2 separate regions of the Homo sapiens genome follow, and region 2 is linked to region 1. Evidence: chromatin loops called from intact Hi-C (ENCODE). Cell type or tissue: gastrocnemius medialis. All regions are shown on one strand. Each heading gives the region's core, and the rest is flanking DNA. Links, peaks and the distances in the headings are about the cores only.

Evidence for each region. Hi-C counts contacts between places; a loop is a spot of excess contacts. Peaks named below come from ENCODE experiments on the same cell type or tissue, not always from the same donor. Only the 100,000 strongest peaks of a DNase experiment are listed, where the experiment ranks them.
Region 2: it touches region 1 in a loop (2.2-fold over the local background); 1 of 110 quality-filtered maps calls a loop at or near these places.

Annotation. Positions count from the first base shown.
Region 1 is chr2:47,296,915-47,302,291 of GRCh38, forward strand. All of the region lies in intron 3 of EPCAM-DT (EPCAM divergent transcript), which reads right to left. Among named protein-coding and RNA genes, the nearest start is that of BCYRN1, 36 kb to the right of the region's middle. In gastrocnemius medialis, for the core only: no CTCF peak of the experiment used is centred there; DNase peaks (open chromatin) are centred at 2,867, 3,977 and 5,047; H3K27ac peaks cover 2,839 bases.
Region 2 is chr2:47,222,279-47,227,655 of GRCh38, forward strand. All of the region lies in intron 3 of EPCAM-DT (EPCAM divergent transcript), which reads right to left. LOC124907763 (a long non-coding RNA gene) reads left to right here and starts at 4,639. Exons shown (of 2, transcript XR_007086311.1): 1 at 4,639-4,736. In gastrocnemius medialis, for the core only: no CTCF peak of the experiment used is centred there; a DNase peak (open chromatin) is centred at 3,373; H3K27ac peaks cover 1,699 bases.

The DNA of each region.
Region 1 (5,377 bases), core at 166-5,165:
ATTAGCTTCGTGTAATGACACATGCCTGTAGTCCCAGCTGCTCAGGAAGCTGAGTCCAAGTTTGAGGCTGCAGTGAGCCATGATGAAGCCACTATACTTTAGCCTGGGAGATGGCGAAAGGCCTTGTCTCTGGGGGAAAAAAAAAGAGCGTTCATAGGCTTTGAGTTAAAAATTCCATTTCTAAAAGCTTATTCTACTGTTGGGGCTCACAAAGTGATACCCCAAAGTATGGTGGTGTGGTATGCTGAATACTTTGAACTGAAGGGCATTGAAAGGGCCTCAGAAGCAAAGCTTCTTTCTGACTGTGAAAGTTGCAGATACCAGGATGAAATCACTTTTGTCAGACTCAGACAAAATAAGGCCAGGAAGGCATGAAGAAGTGGGGGCTTACGCTTCCATGTCTGAGATAAGAACTATTTCCAAGGACTTTCTGAAAACCCCACAAGAAATCTTTTCATGTCCTTCGCACATCTCTTGCTTTGCACAGCTTGTACTTTTCACGTGGATTCATATATTTCTATGACAAGGTTTATCACTAGACATTCATTAGGGCACAGTAATTCAGAAAAGGTGCTCTCAAAACTTTGATTAAATAAATGTGTTATGTTTTCTCTTTTTCACACGTCTTTTGTTATTGAAGGTCTGATTATGACCTTTACGATGGGACAGAAATGGTATCACGCCTTTTCACTCCTACAGTTCAGAGGTGTTTGAAGATGCATGTTCCCCAAATTCATGCCCAAAAATATTTACCTTGGCCCCTTGATCACAAGGAACTGGAATAGCTAAAGGATTCACTACAGATGTATAGTAGGAGTCAAATAAACCTCGGCTTTATCTTTACTCCACTCTACCAACTGTGTACCCTGAACGCCTACCTTTTATTTCCAGGTTTGCAAAATTAGGACTAACAATGCCCAAGGCTGGATTGCACAATAGACAGACATGTTTAGGCACCAGTAAAGCCAGGGCACCAGAAAATGGCTTTTGAAAAAGTTTGAAGTTTGATAGAAAAAAAAACCAAAACACCAAAATAGTCATAATTGTCAGAGGCGTTTGAACCAGAGTGACTCCATCTTAAGTAGGGGCTGGGTAAAATAAGGGTAAGACCTTTTCGGCTGCATTCCCAGTAAGTTAGGCAATCCTAGCTGATAAAACAGGTTGTGGTAAAGAAGTCGGCCACATCCCACCAAAACCAAGATGGCGACAAAAGTGACCTTTCCTCATTATACACTCACTGCTCATTATACACTAATTATAATGCATTAGCATGCTAAAAGACACTGCCACCAGCACCACGACAGTTTACAAATGCCATGGCAACATCAGGGAGTTACTATATATGGTCTAAAAGCAGGAGGAGCCCTCAGTTCCAGGAATTGCCCACCTCTTTCTTGGAAAATTCATGAATACTCCACACTTTGTTTAGCATGTGATCAAGAAATAACCATAAAAATAGCCAACCAGCAGCCCTTGGGACTGCTCTGCCTATGCAACAGTCATTCTTTCGTTTCTTTATTTCTCTAAGAACCTTGCTTTCACTTTATGGATTTGCCTTGAATTCTTTCTTGCACAAAATCCAAGAATCCTCTCTTGGGGTCTGGCTCGGGACCCCTTTCCAGTAACACCTTGAGAAACTTACATTTTCTTATATTTATTTTATGTATTTTGTGTTTTTAGTTTATGAATAAGAGGTTGACCTTGTGGGGAAGAAAATTTTTTCCTCTGCTCTTAGGTTTTGTAATTGGGGGTCTAAAATTAAACTGACAAAAAACAGATTCACAAGAGAAAAGATGAATTTTAATCATGTACAGGCATTTACAAAGAAATGCAACTCAAAGAGGTGGATAGACTTTAGGGCTTTATACCACCTAATAGGTGACGCAGAGTGGGAAAAGAGTACTTACCAGGAAAATAAATGACTTCTTAGACGAGGGAAGGAAAAAGAGCACTTCTGGAAAAACAAATGACTTTCAGGAAAGATAAATGGGCCCTTAGGAGAACAGATGGGAGATATGACAGTTTTCTGATAATGTCTCTTTGGGTGTGCTGGCCAAATTCTCTCTCAAGATTAGAGTTGTTCCCAGGGAGGGGATTTATGATAACTGAGTTCTTTTGAGTTCTTTTGGGAGCCTCTGCTTTTAGGAAGATAAGGGACTTCAGGACCCCAAATGCTTTCAGCTCACAAAAATTTTTATGGCACAATGGCTTATTCTGGATCCCTTCAATTGTCTCGAATCTCAGGGCCTCCAAAGTTCTTGATAATGATGAGTGCTCTAGCTGGGTGCGGTGGCTCACGCCTGTAGTCCCAGCACTTTGGGACGCCAAGGTGAGTGGATCATGAGGTCAGGAGATGGAGACCATCCTGGCTAATGTGGTGAAACCCCATCTCTACTAAAAATACCAAAAATTAGCCGGACGTGGTGGCACGCACCTGTAGTCCCAGCTTCTCAGGAGGCTGAGGCAGGAGAATCACTTTGAACCCAGGAGGTGGAGGTTGCAGTGAGCTGAGATCGCGCCATTGCACTATAGCCTGGGCGACAGAGCAAGACTTCATCTCAAAAAAAAAAAAAAATTAGCCAGGTGTGGTGGCGCACACCTGTAATCCCAGCTACTCAGGAGGCTGAGGCAGGAGAATTGCTTGAACCCGGGAGCCGGAGGTTGCAGTGAGCCGAGATCTCACCACTGAACTTCAGCCTGGGCGACAGAGCAAGATTCTCTCTCAGGACAAAAAAAAAAAAAAAAAAAAAAAAAAGATTGCTGTAGATGTTGAAGTGTAAATCCTATGACTAATGGATTGAGCACAGATATGCAAAGTCATTGCAAGAGCCTCAGCTGGCCAGCAGGACTTGACTGCAACCTGATTTAAAGTATTAACATACCTAGGGCCGGGCTCAGTGGTTTGGTGGCTCATGCCTGTAATCCCAACACTTTCGGAGGCTGACGTGGGCAGATTACTTGAGGCCAGGAGTTCCAGATCAGCCTGGCCAACATGGCAAAACCCCGTCTCTACTAAAAATATAAAAATCTGCCGGACATAGTGGTGCACATCTGTAATCCCAGCTATTTGGGAAGGCTGAGGCACAAGAATCGTTTGAACCAGGGAGGCAGAGGTTGCGGTGAGCCAAGATCACACCACTGCACTCCAGCCTGGGTGACAGAGCAATACCCTGTCTCAAAAAAAAAATTTTTTTAAATAAGGTATTAACATATCTAAAGAAAGAATGTGTCACTTGGAAGAACTGCTGAGATTTCCCCTCCCAAATAATTACTGTGCTCCCCTATTGCTTGTCTATAAAGCAGACTTCCCATGGATGTTTATAAGTTTGAATTGGAATGAAATTGAGCAATATCACCACTTATTGAACACCAGATGTCAGACATTGTGCTAAAGGTCTTTAGTACATTATCTTGAGTCTCGCAATAGCCTGAAGTCAGTATTATTAACCCATATAACAAATTTTAGAGGGACAGTGTGTTTCCCAAGTGATAACCCAGGCTATCTGGTGGTAGAGCTAAGATCAGCCCTTGGAACCCAAGTTCCTATCCTTTATCTTGCCATATTCCAGTCTCTGTTCCAGGTATCCTTCACCCAGAACTTGAGTGGTTTGCCTGGGTTCCCTTGATCCTTCACCCAGAACTTGAGTGGTTTGCATGGGTTCCCTTGCTGAGACTTTTGCTCACTGTGACAATGAACCAGAGAAGTAGGAAATAAGCCCCCGCTCACCTGCCTCCCTTTTGGGTGACCCACAAGAACATAAATCTTGCAGGGTCTTTAGCATCCAAGATGCCTAAAAGCTAGGTGGTGTCAAACCTGTCATCCAAAAGACCACCAGGATGGCTAAATAGTGGAAAGGAGAGCTTTATTGGTGATACTGGTTTGCAACCCAGAAAGAGGAAGTCTCCAGTGTGGACAGAAGGTCCTGTCTCTTTGAAGTGAGGAAGGAAGCTTGGGTTTCTTGCTTCACAGGGCGTGTATCACACAACAGAGTCATACATATTCATCAGGTTTTGGGGAAAAGCTATACATAATTATGAAGGGAGCCTAGCGCATGGATGATGGATAAGCATATAGGTAACATATATTCCATGTTCACTTTGGGCAGGGTTTTGGCATAAAAATCAGATGGAATTTGGTGCTTTATGTGAAAAGGTGAACTAAAGCACACAAAGACAGTTTGTGTGCAGCTTCTGTAAGCTGGCTGAAACTGGCTTAAGGCTTAAGGTCTGAAGTAGCTTATTCAGGAAAGAATCTTTGTAAGGCTGGTCTGCTGTGCAGTCAGGGCTGTAGTGGTTTGGATTGTAAATCTGAGTTAGGAGAGGGCTGATATCTCTTATTGTTAGGGAGTTTAGAGCCTCAGGAATTTAGCAATTTGCCATGCTAGCTGGGTCCTGAACCCTCCACCAGTAGATAGACCCGTAGGTAACTTTGTTTCCTTAACCTTAGAACCTGTCTTAGTTGATAAAAGTGTGTCTATTTTGGTCTTCCAGATCGCAAACCCAAGCATTACTGCGGTGAAGCTAGAAAGCCCCTGTCTGAGCTGTTTCTGCAACTGACTGCCTGGGTGGTACAGGGGAAATAGTTAAACCTCCCTGAAGCTAATTTTCTCATTTTAAAATAAGAGCAGGCTGGACACAGTGGCTTATGCTTATAGTCCCAGTACTTTGGGAGGCCAAGGCAGGAGGATCACTTGAGGCCAGGAGTTTAAGACCAGCCTGGGCAACATAACAAGATCTTGACTCTATAGAAAATTCTTCAAATTAAAAATTAAATTAAAATGAGAGCAATAGACTAGATCGCTTCCCAGCACTACCATTCTGGGATTCTGTAGTTCAGTGAAAAAGATCAAAGTCTCCATAGAGGTAGAGGTTGCAAGGAGAGAGGCTGAATCCTCACTAAAGTTTTTCCAGTTCCAGTGATGGAGCTATTTTTAGATTTGATCAGGTTCTCTCATGCATGTTGCATATTGTAGGACGGTTTTCTGGGTCAACCTTTCTCAAGTAAACTGTCACTTAATCTCTGGCCAGGACAGTTGCCCCGATAGAGTAACAGCTTTTCCCACACTAGCACTGGCTATTTTGAGATTGCTTTGCCCCAGGTATGTGACTGGACTTCAAAGAACCGTGATGTAGGGGTCCACACATCCTTGGCTTGAAAGGGGTATCCTGGAGGGCGTAGTTCTAGTCTATCATATGTGGAGTTTCTCCTCTGTCTTCTAAACATGCGTTCATTCAGTAGTTCTTTTCTTGAGTGCCTACTTTGTGTTAGGAACTTAGAATAAAATGGTGAGCAAAAATACGCAGGACCCTTACCATCAAGAAACTTTCAGTCTATCAGGGTAAAAGACATTAATCAAGTAATCATACACATTTTTTA
Region 2 (5,377 bases), core at 291-5,290, 75 kb before region 1:
ATTAAATGATTGTTGTTTTAAGCCACCAAATTTTGAGATGATTTTTTATACAGCAATAAATAACCAGGACACACGGTTACTTCAATGATTATTTGATTGCCTACATCCCCCTACCAAAGTGTAAGCTGAAAGAAAGTGGAAACTGAGTTTGTCTTATTTACAGCTGTGTCCCTAGGATCTAGTTCGAGTAGATTTCTGTTAAGATTTTGTTAAATGAGGCCGGGCATGGTGGCTCACATCTGTAATCTCAGCACTTTGGGAGGCCAAGGTGGGTGGACTGCCTGAGCTCAGGAGTTTGCGACCAGCCTTGGCAACATGGTGAAACCCCATCTCTACTAAAAATACAAAAATTAACTGGGCGTGGTGGCTCACACTTGTAGTCCCAGCTACTCGGGAGGCTGAGAAAGGAGAATTCCTTGAACCCGGGAAGCAGAGGTTACAGTGAGCCGAGATCGCGCCACTGCACTCCAGCCTGGGCTACAGAGCAAGACTCCGTCTCAAAAAAAAAAAAAAAAGAATTTGTTAAATGAATGAACATGGCATTGCTCTTATGAGGTGCTGGATGAGGTCAGTAAGGCAGGCATTCTTATTTTGTAGATAAGGTAAACTAAGCCCAGAGAGGTTAAGTGACTTGTCTGAAGTCACACATCCAATAGCTGTCAGAGGTAGCTTAATACCGCCACTGTGGGGATTAAGTTTCAACAGGAATTTTGGAGTGGACACATTCAAACCATAGCATGGTCCGAAGCAACAGGCTAACCATGAGGAGAAGTTGGCCCCAGGAATAGATCTCTGTTCCCAGAGCAAACTCTTTTAAGGCGAAGGCAGCTGCAACACTGATGAGAGAAGATGACATGACTCCTCCTGTCTTGGAAACAGACTGCAGACCAGCAGAGGGGAGAAATGTTCCCCATGTTCTCCTTTATCCCCTTTCTTCCAGCCTTCCCAAATTTGACAGTCCATTTTCTTACCAATGGAGGGAAAAATGATAACTAAGATTTCTCTTGAATCTTGGCAACAGAGCTCAGGCTTTTATTAGCATGCAGTAAAAATGACATTAACCTCAATAACAAATAAATTAAATCCTGGTTGGCTCAGAGTTTAACATCTTGGCCTTTCTAAGTTAACTTACCAAGTGATTTACTTCCTTAGTGCCTTTAACCCGATATCCTCAGTAGCTGGCCTTCTTGTGGATGCCACTTATCTTACCTTACAGCTGTGTGTCCCTAGGACACACAGTAGATCCTTGGGATACAAATCCCAGACAAACCTGAAAATGAGCTTTCGAAACAAGCCATAAGGAGTAAATGTGGCCGGGTGCGGTGGCTTACGCCTGTAATCCCAGCAATTTGGGAGGCCAAGGCAGGAGGATCTTTTGAACCTAGGAGTTCGAGACCAGCTTGGACAACATGGTGAAACCCTGTCTCTACAAAAAATTTAAAAAATTAGGCAGGCATAGTGGCATGCACTTGGAATCCCAGCTACTCAGGAGGCTGGCGGGGGAGGATCACCTGAGCCCAAGAGGTTAAGGCTGCAGCAAGCCATGGTGCTGCCACTGCACTCCAGCCTGGGCGACAGAGGGGGATCCTGTTTAAAAAAATTTAAAAAGTAAACATGTTTTAGACATGTTTTAGAGGCAGCTCGGGAGATAAGGGCCCTGAAGTAAGCAGAAGAGTGGCAGGCCAGCCCTGATTGTGAGTGTGTACCAGTTCTCTAAATTACTGGAAGCCTAAATTTCCCCATCTGTCCAAAAGGGAATAGTGTCACATTAGCATGCAGGACTTCTCCCTAAAAATAAAATTCTATACTAGAACATTTAACTTTACTCCATAAGTACTTACTACTTTCCGTGAACACATTGAGGTGACAGAGCCCCAGTGGAATGCAAAATATAGCCTCTGTTCTAAGGACTTCCCCTCTACTAAGGGAGATAAGAGTTACACATATAGAACAGCAGCCCATGGAGATGGCTTCATCAACCATCCCCTTCCCTTTAGTCTGATTTTATTTTTTATAGTAACTGCTGTGGTTAGGATGTGGGTGAGGGACTTAAAAATATTAGGGGAATGGAGAAAATGAAGGAAAGGAGAACAAAGAATAAAGGAAAAAAATGAAATTGGTTCCTACATGTAGTCCAAGAGTTTCCTGGTATTCTGAGGAAATGGAGGTTCTCCTCCCACCAGTACTATACCTTGAACTTACTGGGGTCCTCCAGGCTGACCGAGACTCCCCGGCCACCAAACCCAGGACGGAAGCTGCAGAACTGAACCTGATAAGTCAGTCCAAAACAGCCCATGGAGGGCGGTTTATATGAATTTGTAAGTGAATCACCCGGCTCCTCTCCCCATCTCCTGTAGCATCCCAGCCTCGAGGCTGGATCGTGCATCAAGGTTTGGCCAGGGCAGGTGACGCAAAGGCTATAAGAGTCTTGCTGCTCCTCTCCTAGCTTCTGGGACCACTTACTGACTGATACAATATTAGAGATCAAAATGCCTCCCCCAAGGAACACCCCACTCTAATATGACTGTCATTGGATTCCAGCCTCCTTTGGGCATTACCTTTTGTTTCAGCCTTTCATAAGTGATGACAGAGATTTGGGTTCACATAACCCCTGTTTTGAGGAAACATTTATCAAGCACTTACTATGTGCTTGAAAGAACACACTGTTCTAAGTTCTTTACATGAATTATCTCGATGCCATAACTGCTATTATTATCTCCATGTTACAGATGAGGAAGCTAAAAAATTCTAGTGCAGTTGCTATCTATAGCGAAATGCTCCAAAGAGATGTTTTGAAGACTGTTGAAGGAATTGAGGAGATTGGAAGGCCAAGATCTGAACAAATGTTTGGCCACACAGTAAATACATGGCAAGCTGGCAGGATGTCCTTTTTGTCTAGCTAAAGAGAAAGTGACCCAAGGGAGGGGCTATCCAGAAAGAATATTGGATTGGGAGTTGTGGAACGTGGGACACAAGGTCTGAACTTATCACTGATCAATAGACCTTGACCAATTACCTCTCTGGGCCTAGGTTTCCTATCAGTGAAATAGGGGTTAGGGGGCTGGCTCTGGACACCCAAGCAGCTTGACACATATTTACCGTATGGCCAAACACTTGCTCAGGTCTTGCCCTTCCAATCTTTGCAACTCCTTCAGTGGTCTTAGGGACGCTGCTTTAGAGAGTAACCGTACCAGAAATGTTCAGTTTCGTCATCTGCAGTAGGGGTCAGAGTAATGACCTAAGGTTCAATGAGGCCACTAGTTACTGGCCCTGGGTTCTGCAGAGCAGCTGGCGGTGGCATTCCTGGGAAATGAGCTGGCGGTTGCCACAGTTGGGCTCTTTCCCTGAACAGCTGGTGTGGAGAGCAAAGAGGGGGTGGGGGACAGGATAACCTCTGAGTCTCTGGCCAACTGCAATGTCTATTAAGGGCGGCCCAGTTGGCTGCTAGCCAATAACCCATGCCTGTGTGCTTTGCAAGTTGTAGTCTCTCCTTTTGAAGGTCTCTCTCCAGAAGATGAGGAAGGAATTTGTCTCAGTCCACTTCCACACCTGTCCACCTGAGCTGGGCGTTAGCCTGAGCCTTTGCCTCTGTATGGATCCCGTGAGTATCCTCCTTCCCAAGGCCAATGTGTGGCCCCTCACATGGGTTCCAGGACCACAATGCTTTCTTGAGCAGGCTTTGGGTGGTGATGGTGGGTGGTGGTCTCAGGGAAGATCACACTCCCTTTCTTCACACTCTGTTCCAAGCACAGATACGGGATCTCTTGTTTTTCCAAGATTGTAAGGTTAACACCTTCAAGGCTGAAGTTATTGGGGCTGGCAAAAGAGAGTTATAATTACAGAAAAAAAAAAAAAACCAGTTAAGTTGGAGGCTGCCTATGAACTCTCCTGGAGTCCACTGGCCCATGGCCTGGGGTGCCCTGCTTGCCTTTTCCCTCCAGGCCTGTCAGGCCTGCCATTTAATGGCAGAGCTCACTTAACTTCCACAGAGAGGAAGGCCTTCAGCCAGATCTCTCCTCTCTGGCGTCCAGGTCCCAACTTTCTATTTACCCAAGAGATAAGAGGAAGTCTCCCCTCTTCTCAGGTGACTGGGGTAGCTCTGTCTGCCACTAACCACATGACAGTCATTTATATTAGCATACAGAGCCATTTATTTCCTCTTGTCTCAACCTGTCCATTCCAGAATCAGCTCTGAGCCTTTCCTCTGCATAACGAAAAAGCCCAGTGTTTTTCCCAAAACAAAAAGCAGTCTTTTCCCTTAGGTGGATTGTCCCGCTTCCTCTTGCTAAACAATAAACAGCTGAAGCTTTGGAATTGCTGTGTGCCTTGCTTCAAGCCTTCAAGCTTGCAAGGATATCAGGGTCTGACATGAGAGCACCCCACCATATAAGTAATAATCAGACATGTACAACCATATGTGAGCCAGTCACAGATGGAGGCAGAAGGTGCCAGTCAGCCTTCAGAAGCAGGTCCTTCCAAGAGTCAAGGTTTTAAACTAAGCATACAATTAGAACGGCCTTCCAGTCTTTAGTACATGACTTCATCAGTCAGCAAGACCAAATTACCCCTGTGTTTATTTAGAAAAAAAAAAAAAGGCAATGACCTATGAATAAACAGCACTTGACATTGAAAATTGCTACATTAAATACCCAGCTCCTCTGCGCGATTACAGCAGCCTCCGGAGCTCTCCCAAATTGTCACCTAGGATGAATATGACAGCAAACAATGCTTTAAAAGTAAGTAATCTGCTCTATAATTATTTTAGTGGCTGCAGCCGCCAACCGGCAGGATCACTTATGAAAAAGGATGCAGTCGTTCCTTATTAAAAATGCATGAATATACAGTCTCTTGATTGTGGAAATAATCAGCAGACTATCTAATGTAACAAGACTTAGCCACAGAAGAATTAATTAGGGTGAAATTGATTAAGGAGAAGAGGGTAAAAATCTATCTGTGATGATTCAGGCTCCAATTAAACTCAAGCATTAATTCTCATATTCTTTTCAAATTAAGAGCCTCATCTAAATGCTCCTCATTAATATTCCAATATATCCCACCCTCCTTTAACCAGAGAGAAATGCAGACATTTCTAATGAAAGCAAAAGATCTCGTTCTTGTCGACTCTAAAGCTTCTTCTGTCTTAAGAATTTCAGGAGATTGGAGTTTTTTTAATTATTTTAAATAAAAGATGGGAGGGGGTGGGTCGTGAAACCACCAAATTCATTCTGGTCTTGAGCGCTGAAGATTTTGTTCCGAGATTTCTCAAAAGCTAAAGGAAGCATGCAACACAAATAATTATGTGACAGCCTCTTGAATTCTCTTTGTCTCGTGGTAACCTGCTCCAGTACAGATAAGAGAAGCTTGAAGGGGTCATATA